3 separate regions of the Homo sapiens genome follow, and regions 2 and 3 are each linked to region 1. The links are chromatin contacts, found by Hi-C in ENCODE. All regions are on one chromosome and are shown on one strand. The core of a region is the stretch at or near the end of the contact, and the rest is flanking DNA. Distances in the headings are between cores, read along the strand shown. Region 1 holds the start of CREM (cAMP responsive element modulator). Region 2 overlaps EPC1 (enhancer of polycomb 1). Region 3 holds the start of EPC1 (enhancer of polycomb 1).

Region 1 (3,272 bases), core at 357-2,856:
TAATCTGATGCAATGTTCACAGCGGACCTCTCACTGTTCAATCTAGATCTTTGTTTCAAGGGAAAGGTACACCCTCATCTGCCCGGCAAATTAAGTAGAAAGGAAACTGAGTCACGTACGTAAGCCACAGTGTTAAAGGAGCTCTTTCAATTTCAGTGACACTTTGAGACTGGCCCTGTAAGTCCCAATTTCTTAAAATGTGATTACAAACTCACCGCTGCTTCACTGAGCAGCATGCAGGAAACCCCTAAGTGATTTCAAACTCAGGTATCTGATATACAAATAAAACGCAACAGGATCAAGAAACATGCTGAGGCCAGGCGCGGCGGCTCACGCCTGTAATCCCAGCACTTTGGGAGGCCGAGGTGGGTGGAAGGTCAGGAGTTCGAGACCAGCCTGACCAACATGGTAAAACCCCATCTCTACTAAAAATACAAAAATTAGCAGGCGTGGTGGCGCATGCCTGTAATCCCAGCTACTCGGGAGGCTGAGGCAAGAGAATCGCTTGAACCCAGGAGGCAGAGGCTGCAGTGAGCCGAGATCATGCCCCTGCATTCCAGCCTGGGTAACAGCAAGACTCCGTCTCAAAAAAAAAAAGTATGTTTAATAATGTGTTTATTCCCCAGATTCAACAGGCTCTGGAAACCTTACCAGATGGCCCTAAAAAGGCAAGACTCAGGCAGAAGGGAAAATGCGCCTTCCGAGAGCGGTCGCGGCTCTGCCCTTCCCACTCCGGAGACTGCCCGCGCCCGGGACCGAATGACTCAGCTGCGAGGCCCTCCGGCCCAGGTTTTGGGGGAAAACGGGCTGCGTCCGCTTTCGTCTAAACTGCGCTCGTAAAGTGGGGCAGAGGCGCTGGGGGCACTCAAATCCGAGGTCCTTACTTCTGGATTCCTTTTCCTTTTCCGAGTTAAACCGCTCCCCTGAGCCGCACGGCTCTCTCAGGGAGGATTTTCCAACTCGTCCCAAGTTCGCGAGGAGGCAGGCGGGTCCCGGGGCAGCTGAGCGCACGAAGCGGGCGTGGGGCGGCGAGCCGGCGGCCTCGGGGGCGCCGAGCGAGGGGCCGCGTCAGGTGAACTCGCGGCTGCCCCGCCAGTCCTTGGCCCGGCCCCGGGGTCCCGGCCCGCCGCCCACGGCTCCGCTCGGCCTCTGCTGCTCCACCGCACCCGGCTCCGCTCCGCCTCCTGCCTCCACCTCCACCTCCTGCGCCGCGTCGCCCGCTGCTGGGTCTCGGGGCCGGAGCCGACGCACCACTTACCCGCCGCAAAGGGATTTACGTAGCGGACCTCGTCACTGATTACGGACGCGAGGAGGTGGAGACGGCGAGCCCGACCGCCGCTCAGCAGCGGCGCCGCCGCCCAGCAACCCGGAGCCGGCAGCGGCCCCACGTAGTCCTCACGTCAGCTGTGATGCGGTAGCCGCGGCCTCCCTGCCGACCCCGGACCAAAAGTAGCGCTGCAGCCGACCGAACCGCGTCCTCCCGCCCCGTCCTCCCCTCCCCCACGCCGGGACGGCCTCCCGGGGGAGGCCCCGAGGAAAAAAATCCAGGCTCGAACTCCGCCCCCTGCCGGCCGCCAGCAGGAGTGAAGCGCCACAATCCAACAATGAAATGGAACCGGGGAGGGGCGGCGGGAAGGTGCGGGTCAGGGGGCGGGGCCTAGGGATAGGGAGAAGGAAGGTCAGGGGGCGGGGCCAAGAGGAGGAACTAGCCTGGAGGTGGGGCGGAAGGTAGGGGCGGGGGCAAGGCTGGAAACCGGAAGCTGCCCGTGCCGCGCCGCGCGTGCGCCAGAAATCCAATGACTTGTCAGCCAGAGTAACGGCTGTTGTCAGGTCTTCAGGGTCTCGAGGTCGGTTTCTTCCTAACGCCGCCAACCCCAAGCTAAGGTCCGCGAGCGTCTCACCTCTGTCCAGGCTGGGCTGCAGTGGCGTGGTCTCGGCTCTCTGCAACCTCTATCTCCCCAGGCTCAAGCGATCCTCCGGCCTCAGCCTCCTGAGTAGCTGGGACTGCAGGCGTGCTTCTTCTGACTTCTAAAAGCTATCTACATACCTTGACTAGTGGCCCTTTTCCTCCATATTCACAGCCAGTCACAGCTGGTTGAGTCCTTCTCCAAAAGAAGCTTGAGCTCCTGAGACAATTCACCTGCTTCTTAGGGTCATTTATTGCAGTTTATCCCAGTATTTGACTGGAAATGGTCCGCATGCTGGGCCCGCTGGCTCGGGCCTGTAATCCCAACACTTCGGGAGGCCAAGGTGGGAGGATCGCTTGAGCCCAGGAGACCAGCCTAGGGAACACAGTGAGACTTCATCTCTTTTTTTTTTTTTAGATTAGAAAGGTCGGCCGGGGGCTCACGCCTGTAATCCCAGCATTTTGGGAGGCAGACATGGGCAGATCACCTGAGGTCAGGAGCAGCCTGGCCAACATGGTGAAACCCCATCTCTACTAAAAATACAAAAATTAGCTAGGAGTGGTGGCAGACGCCTGTAGTCCCAGCTAGTTGGGAGGCTGAGGCAGGAGAATCGCTTGAACCTGGGAGGTCAAGGCTGCAGTGAGCTGAGATCGTTCCACTGCACTCCAGTCTGGGTGACAGAGCGAGGCTCCATCTCAAAAATAAAAAAAGTAATGGGATATCAGGAATAAAGAATAGCAGCATGGTTATAGAGTACAGTAGGTCCTCACTTAACGATAGGTTCTTAGAAATCATGGCTTTAAGCCAAACAACTTACAGCAGGTCCACAAAAAAATTTTCATTCAGTGTTGTTTTCATTTCGTTATAATATTGATGATAACAAAAATCGGTTTCATTGTACGTTGTTTCACTGAAAACCAGTTTCTAAGAAGCTATTGACAATGTTAAGTGAGGATTTATTATTTCATATCAGTTACTGTAGTGTCAGAGTGTTTTCATAATTTTCACTGAGCAGGACTTAATCTAAATCCAATCTGAACCTTTGTTCAAATCTAATTTTCGTAGGTCAAAGGGAATGTATCCACAACAATTGTCTCTGTAACAGGAGTTCATATGAATCAAAAAGAATCAAAGGAATGGCAATTTCTTATTTGCAAAGTATTTGCTCTACGGTTTCCTTTCTTGCCAGTATTTTACTCCCATATGTATGTAGTCTTAATTATAAAGTTCAGAAAGCACAAACCATATTTTTTTGTTCATCTGTTTTTTTACAAAGATCAATACTGGAGGTGAGATACACATACTTACAAGCCCATCAGTTCATGGCCTCTGCTATACCCTTGCTGTAAGATGTAATAGACTTAA
Region 2 (3,272 bases), core at 478-2,977, 2.8 Mb after region 1:
ACTTAATGATATTGCTGGAACTGCTTTTCAGAGAACAGTATTCTGAAACTAGTTTAAATAGAGAAATTAAGAAATTAAGAAAGGGAATTTAAGAAAGAGACTTTCACTGACTTGTAAGGATTATGCAGGTACTTGGTAACAGTTCTGGAAGCAGTACTTGAATCTCTTGTACAGATTGTACTTTTTAAAAAAAAAGTCCTTTTGCTCTTAGCTTTATTTAAAAAAAAAAAACAACCATTATTTGGAAGTAATTTTACTTACAGAAAAGTTGCAAGAAGGGGAGTAGTAAGTACATAGAGCATTCTCTACCCTTTACCCAGACGTGTTAACACTTTGCCCTATTTGCTTTATTCTCTTTCTCATATGTACACACATATGTTTTTCCCAAACCATTTAAGTTGCCTACATCGTGGCACTTTACCCCTAAATAGTTTCATGGATGTCGGCTGGGCACGGTGGCTCACACCTGTAATCCCAGCACTTTGGGAGGCCAAGGTGGGCAGATAACCTGAGGTCAGGAGTTCGAGACCAGCCTGGCCAAAATGGTGAAACTCTGTCTCTACTAAAAATACAAAAAAATTAGCCAGGTTTGGTGGTATGCGCCTGTAAACCCCAACTACTCGGGAGCTGAGGCAGGAGAGTCGCTTGAACCCAGGAGGTGGGGGTTGCAGTGAGCCGAGATTGCGCCACTGCACTTCCAGCCCAGGTGACAGAGCAAGACTCTGTCTCAAAGAAAAAAATATACATCTTTTCATAGATGTTTTCATCTTTTATGACGTAGACATTTTTGAAGAATACAGTTTTGACTTTTTTTAATAGAGTGACCCCATTTTAGGTTTGTCTGATGTTTTCTCATATTGAAGTTTTGCATTTCCAGCTGAAATGTCACATAAGGGATATCGTGTCCCCATGACATCACATCTGGAGGCACACAGATGCATCTGCACCTCACTGGTAATGGTAATTTTCACCATCTGGTGAAAGTATGGTCCAGTTTCTCCACAGTATAGTTACTATATTTCCCTTACAACAAATAAGCAATCTGTGGGGAATCTACATCCTTCTTGTTACTTTCTTATCTTCTGCCACTTCCAGTATGTGTGAGGCAGGTTGTTCAGGGGTCATGGAATCTCTATCAAGAATTTTTTTCCAGATTCTGACTTGCTCAGTTTTCAACTTTGTAAAGACTTCAGTTGAATCTTTATGGAGATAGGCATTTTTAAGTCACTTCTGCCTGTTTTTTATGTTACCATAGTATTACATAATCATTGTGGAAGACTTTCCAAAAGCGGGGTAGACATCCTAGTAGAATTATAAAGAAGGGAGAAGAGTTATAGATGGAGTTAGAGGCAGGGAACAGTACATATAGATGTTACTAGAAAGTTCTATTAGATGCTTATTCTAGGTGGATTAGGAAATTCAGGGGAGAAAGTGGTCAGGTGTTGAACTGGAGGAATTAGCTAGAGCTAGGTCATGAGGACCTGTTTCCCAAGGCAAGTTTGAATTTCACCAGGGAGGCAAATAAAGACCCAAAGATGAAGTGTGAGAGTTGACTTGGTCAAACTCTTAGAAAGACCAGTGGAGAGTAATGTAATACTAGAGGTTAGAAGGCCACTTGCTGCACGAACTGTGGCCGTGGGATGGAGAGTATTGAGTAATTTCTAGTCATAAAACCAATGAGAAATCTGTGCCTGATTTGGAAATGGGGAAATAAGAAGCAAAAGGGAGCTGGAAACATTGAGGCTTCTGACTTGGGTGACTGGATAGATGACAGTGAAACTTGCTGACGTAGGTCAGGAGGAGGAACAGATTTGGAGAGTCATGGAGCAGGGGTGTCGATGTTATGTGAGAGATGTCTGTGGAACATATAGTAAGGTCTTTATATACATGTCTAGAGTTCAGAATTCTGAGCTAGAAGTTAAGATTTAGAATAATCACCAGCATCCAAATGGTAGTTGAAGCCATGATACTGGATGAAATTGCAAGGGTGCGTATATACAAGGGCTAAGGACTAAGCAGTGGGACAGATTTAGTTTGTGTTATTGATTATATAAGCACTTTTAGACAGATTTAAATTAGTTCATTGCTGCTGCTGTAGGGCATTTTAGAAAAAAACAGACACATTTGTATCTGTATTTTACTGCTCTCGGGGCTGTTTTGGAGGCATAGAAATCATCAGCATAAAGATTACAACAAAAAATAACAGTTTGGGAGAGCCTTTTAAAATTTAATTTTGGGGAAATGATTCAATTAGATTGCGGCTTTTCTAAGCGTAGAAAGAGACTCTAATTTTATTCCCTTCCCGCTTACATTGTCACACATCACACTGGGCATGTAGGCTCTTAATATGTACAGCATAAACGACCTAAGCCTAAACGGATGCTAGGGGTACAAATAAGGACATGAGAGGACAGAATCAGAATGAAACTTCATGTCTGGGCCACCTGTTATTGTGCTACTCAGTCACTTGACTTTACATCCTGTTGATTTTATAAGGAAAGTAGTAAATTGGCAAATGTTTCACACTGAAGAGAAATAACAGAACTGGACTATTTTATCTGTAAAGGTCTTCCTTTTTGTATTCTAGAAATTGATTACTGAGCTTTAAGCAAGAGGATAGGTAGAGAGTAATAACCTTGTATCATTTATTTCTTGTGAAATATAATAGATATTAAATTGCTCTTTTCCTTGCCAGATACTATCTGTCCTTAAACTATTACCACAAGTATTTCAGATACAAAAGTAAAATGTGTTCATTTTAATTTTTTCTTTTCTTTTTTTGAGACAGAGTCTTGCTCTGTCACCCAGGCTGGAGTGCAGTGGCACGATCTTGGCTCACTACAACCTCCACCTCCCAGGCTCAAGCAAGTCTCCTTCCTCAGCCTCCCAAGTAGTTGGGATTACAGCCATGTGCCACCACACCCGGCTAATTTTTTTATTTTTAGTAGAGACAGGGTTTCCCTATGTTGGTCAGGCTGATCTCGAACTCCTGACCTCAAGTGATCCACCTGCCTCAGCATCCCAAAGTGCTGGGATTACAGGTTTAATTTTTTCTTTGCTTTTATGAAATGTTATCTTTGTTTCTTTATGAAATCTATTCCAAATGGTAATAGTTTGTGGACCTTAAATAACTGGTATAATTCATTGGCTCATTTATTTATTAAATAAGTATTTATTGGATACTTACATGCTTTAGGCGTGATTGTAGACCTGGGATAAAGCAAAGCAAAAAAATCTCACTCCTACCTTCAAGGATCTTATATTCTGGTGAG
Region 3 (3,272 bases), core at 527-3,026, 2.8 Mb after region 1:
TACATAATTTTACTCAGATATCATCTCTTCCAAAAAGTCTTCCCTTGCTACTTCATTAGAACTACTCTCCTGGGTTGGGCGCCACTCTTGCCCCTTCCCACAGTGGCCTGGGCTTCCACCATAACACTTAGCTCGCCGTGTGGCAGTTGCCATTCGCGGGTCCTTCTCCCCACTGTGTAAGCTCCTCCAGGAGCCCTGTGGGTGCCAAGCTGACTTGGAAGGCTATGAGGGCTCAATACACACCCTCAATACTCATTGAATGAATAAAGGCACGGTCTCTGTGTAGGAAATGCAGGTGAACGTCCTTATGCCTCACTTAAGTGAGCTGCCAATATCGGAGTTTAAGTATAATTTTGGAGAACTGCAATCCGTCCTGTTTTCTCCCTACCCCGCGGGAGCTGGCTAAACCAGCCTGGAGGCTAGCAGTTTGCCTGTGTGCCCTAAGCTAGTGACAGCTCATATCAAGCCCAGTATTTAAGGAGCGTGATTACTTTTACTACGTAGTTCCCAGGGAGAAAAGCAACTCAAAACATTTTTGTATCTTTTTGTATCTTGTTGCACAAGATACAAAATTGTGCACTAAGATACAAATTGAAACTCGAATTGAAATTTGGCTGCCAATTTATTAAACCCACCCCAACAATCTTCCCTATTAACAACAACAACAACGAAGAGATCTCAGGATACCCATTTTCATGTGTAATATAAACCGATGCCACCCATCTATCATATCCATCTAAATCTAATAATTCAGCTTTTTGTTTGGCGGGAGTACGACAGGTCTTTATATGATTCAATGTTACAAAGTTTTTCAGAGGACAAATGATGAAAGTGTGAACCCACGGCTATGATGAAGCCGCAGTCTCTTTGAGTACAGAATCATGAGCTAGATATAAAGAACTGGCTTTAAATTCTGAAGTAGATCTTGCTTTTAAATGTTATAGTGGTGGGTAATAATTTCCTTTGCTTCAGTTACTATTTAAAAAGTAAATATGTGTAGATGAAAATGCAGGATTTAAAAAAATCTACTTTGTAGAATAGGATACCTATCATTTATATTAAGCCCAATGCGTGGGAAACGGATCAATGACTTGATGCGGTGCCTATAAAACATTATAATCCAAAGTTGCATTAGGACATAAAAATAACTGCTGATAAAAGTTTACTCAAAGTAGCATCTGCCCCTAATTCAGTTTGTATTTTTATCGTAAAGACCTAAGGCGCCGCGGGAACTAGGCTGTGCGTTCGCCCCCCGCGGCAGACGGCGGCGCGCGGCGCCTCTGGAGCGCCCCTCCGAAGCCCCGTGGGGGCGGCCGTGGCCCCGGGGCAGCCGCTGGCGAGCACCCCAGAGGTCCGAGCCCTCCGAGCCCCAGGTGCCCGGGGCCCGAGCCCCGCCTGCCACTCTCCCCAGCTGCCTTTCCAAACGGCGGCGTGCTGGTGGAGAGAGTTTTCCCGCACCTTGTTCGCCCGTCAGAAAGCGGCGCCGGGAGGGAGCGAGCGTGAGAAAGTGAGCGTGTGCGCTGCAGGAGAGCACGACCCAAGAGCCGGCGCCCGGTGTCCGAGCGCCCAGTCCGCCCTGTCCGCCCCCGGACCCGCGAAGGGCGGGGGCCCGGAGCAGCGAGGCGCGGGAAGCGAGGCCGGCGGGTGCCGGGGGTTGGCGGGACGCGCGCTTCGTGCCGGCGCCGGCCTCGAGCCCGCGCTCCCTCCCCCCGCCCGCGTGCCCGCGCCGCTGCGCGATGCAGTGTGGGGAATGGCTGGGGTTGGCTGAAGAGCGCACAGTGGAGTTTTAATGTCCGCCATGTTGGCCATGGCGTATTGAAGAGAGCGAGCGAGAGAGGAGCGGAGCGGCACAGCCTCCCACCCTCCCGGCTGGTGTTAGTGCCCGGACGGCGGGCTCTGCGCTCCGCCCCTCAAGTCCCCGGCAGCGGTTGGCGAGTGGGGACCGAACCCCCGGTTCTCCATGATCCCGCTGGCCGGGGCCGTTTCCCCAGAGCGGAGAGGTATCTGCTGCGCCTGAGATGAGTAAACTGTCGTTTCGGGCGCGGGCGCTAGACGCCTCGAAGCCGCTGCCGGTTTTCCGCTGTGAGGATCTGCCCGACCTGCACGAATACGCCTCGATAAACAGGGCCGTGCCGCAGATGCCCACCGGAATGGAGAAGGAAGAGGAGTCGGTACGTGTTAACTCCCCTGTCCGACCCACCGTCAGGCCCGCTCCCTCTGCTGCCTGCGGCGGCGGCGGAGCAGCAAACCCACACAAAATGGCCGCCATCTTCTCTTCGCCGCCGACTCTCAGTCGCCGGCCGGGCCTATACCCCGCCTCCCCCAGCCTCGACCCCCGGCCGCCGCGGCCCAGCGGGGCCCCTTCTAAGGCCACCCGCTGACCCTGGCCACTTGTACCCGGGTCCCGCGGAGTTCGGGGGCCCGAAAGGCACAAAGGGGTCACGTGACGAAGCTGCCGGCAGCCATTTTGTGTCTTAGTTCTTGGGTTGGGCCTTGTGCATCCGGAGAGGGGAACGGGCTGGGTGGCTGTGGGGGTGCGGCGAGTCGGGAGCCGTGGAGGACCCGCCTACAGGCCTCTCCGTGGGCCGCTGGGTGGCGCTCCAGGGCCACTGCGGCCTGCGCGCCGCTGCCCGGGCCGGGAGCGCAGGTTCTGTGCACAGTCGGGGAATTTGATTGCCCCATGGTCTGGGAAGCTTGTTGGGCTCAGTGCAGCCCCCACGTGGAGCCTCAGACGGGCATGTCATGTCGCCTGCTGCTCTATGAGGCTTTTCTCCCCCTCTGCAAGGAAATGTCGAGGGTGCAGCGTGTTTGCCCGGACGACTTACTTTTCTAGAAGATAAGACTTACTTTCAGTGTCCTCTTTCTGGGACGTTTGTATCCATCCCTCTCCAGAGCTAGTTGGTCGGAGGATAATAAACCACTATCCCTGACTTTTTCTGTGATCCTTGCGAATATCTTGCAGATTTGTTTGGAGTACCTCTCTCTTCTGAAGCCTGTAACCTTACCTATTTGTAAAATAAATTTAAGTTCTCCTGCTCTCTGGTATCTCAACATAGGGGGAGAAAAGACCCAATTTAAGTAACTTTTATAGATCTAAATTTCGAAGGAGGATCCTTTCTTATTCAAAACCGAACTAAAACTAAGTGACTTGATTCACAGAAATCTTAATATTGAGATGTCTAAATTGGGTGGGTTTCAGCACGTAAATGTTGACAACTAATAGACATTTTACCATCGCTGTGGCTTTACCTTGTTGTGGAAGTTGGGTTCGG

Evidence for each region. Hi-C counts contacts between places; a loop is a spot of excess contacts on that map. Pooled maps may share reads with other maps.
Region 2: a loop to region 1 is called in a pooled map, with 9 times the contacts of the local background. The contact joins the enhancer-like site here to the promoter of CREM in region 1. A Hi-C loop is called at or near these places in 2 of 37 single-sample maps with no recorded cell type and 3 of 50 pooled maps.
Region 3: a loop to region 1 is called in a pooled map, with 8 times the contacts of the local background. The contact joins the promoter of EPC1 here to the promoter of CREM in region 1. A Hi-C loop is called at or near these places in 2 of 37 single-sample maps with no recorded cell type and 7 of 50 pooled maps.

What each region holds. Positions count from the first base shown.
Region 1 is chr10:35,125,180-35,128,451 of GRCh38, reverse strand. CREM (cAMP responsive element modulator) reads right to left here and starts at 1,606. Exons shown (of 8, transcript NM_183011.2): 1 at 1,259-1,606. It also overlaps a transcript of CUL2 not described here. RefSeq lists an enhancer at 569-638 and silencers at 999-1,138, 1,199-1,718.
Region 2 is chr10:32,317,151-32,320,422 of GRCh38, reverse strand. All of the region lies in intron 1 of EPC1 (enhancer of polycomb 1), which reads left to right. Among named protein-coding and RNA genes, the nearest start is that of EPC1, 28 kb to the left of the region's middle. RefSeq lists an enhancer at 2,545-2,604. Within about 2 kb of position 1,727, at least 9 of the 41 ENCODE cell types and tissues checked have a DNase peak (open chromatin) inside an H3K27ac peak, as active enhancers do.
Region 3 is chr10:32,345,662-32,348,933 of GRCh38, reverse strand. It overlaps EPC1 (enhancer of polycomb 1), which reads left to right and starts at 1,776. Exons shown (of 14, transcript NM_001272004.3): 1 at 1,776-2,171. The coding sequence starts at 2,019. EPC1-AS1 (EPC1 antisense RNA 1) reads right to left here and starts at 1,570. Exons shown (of 2, transcript NR_104163.1): 1 at 1,459-1,570. RefSeq lists silencers at 1,186-1,315, 1,326-1,795, 2,466-2,745 and enhancers at 2,066-2,125, 2,146-2,245.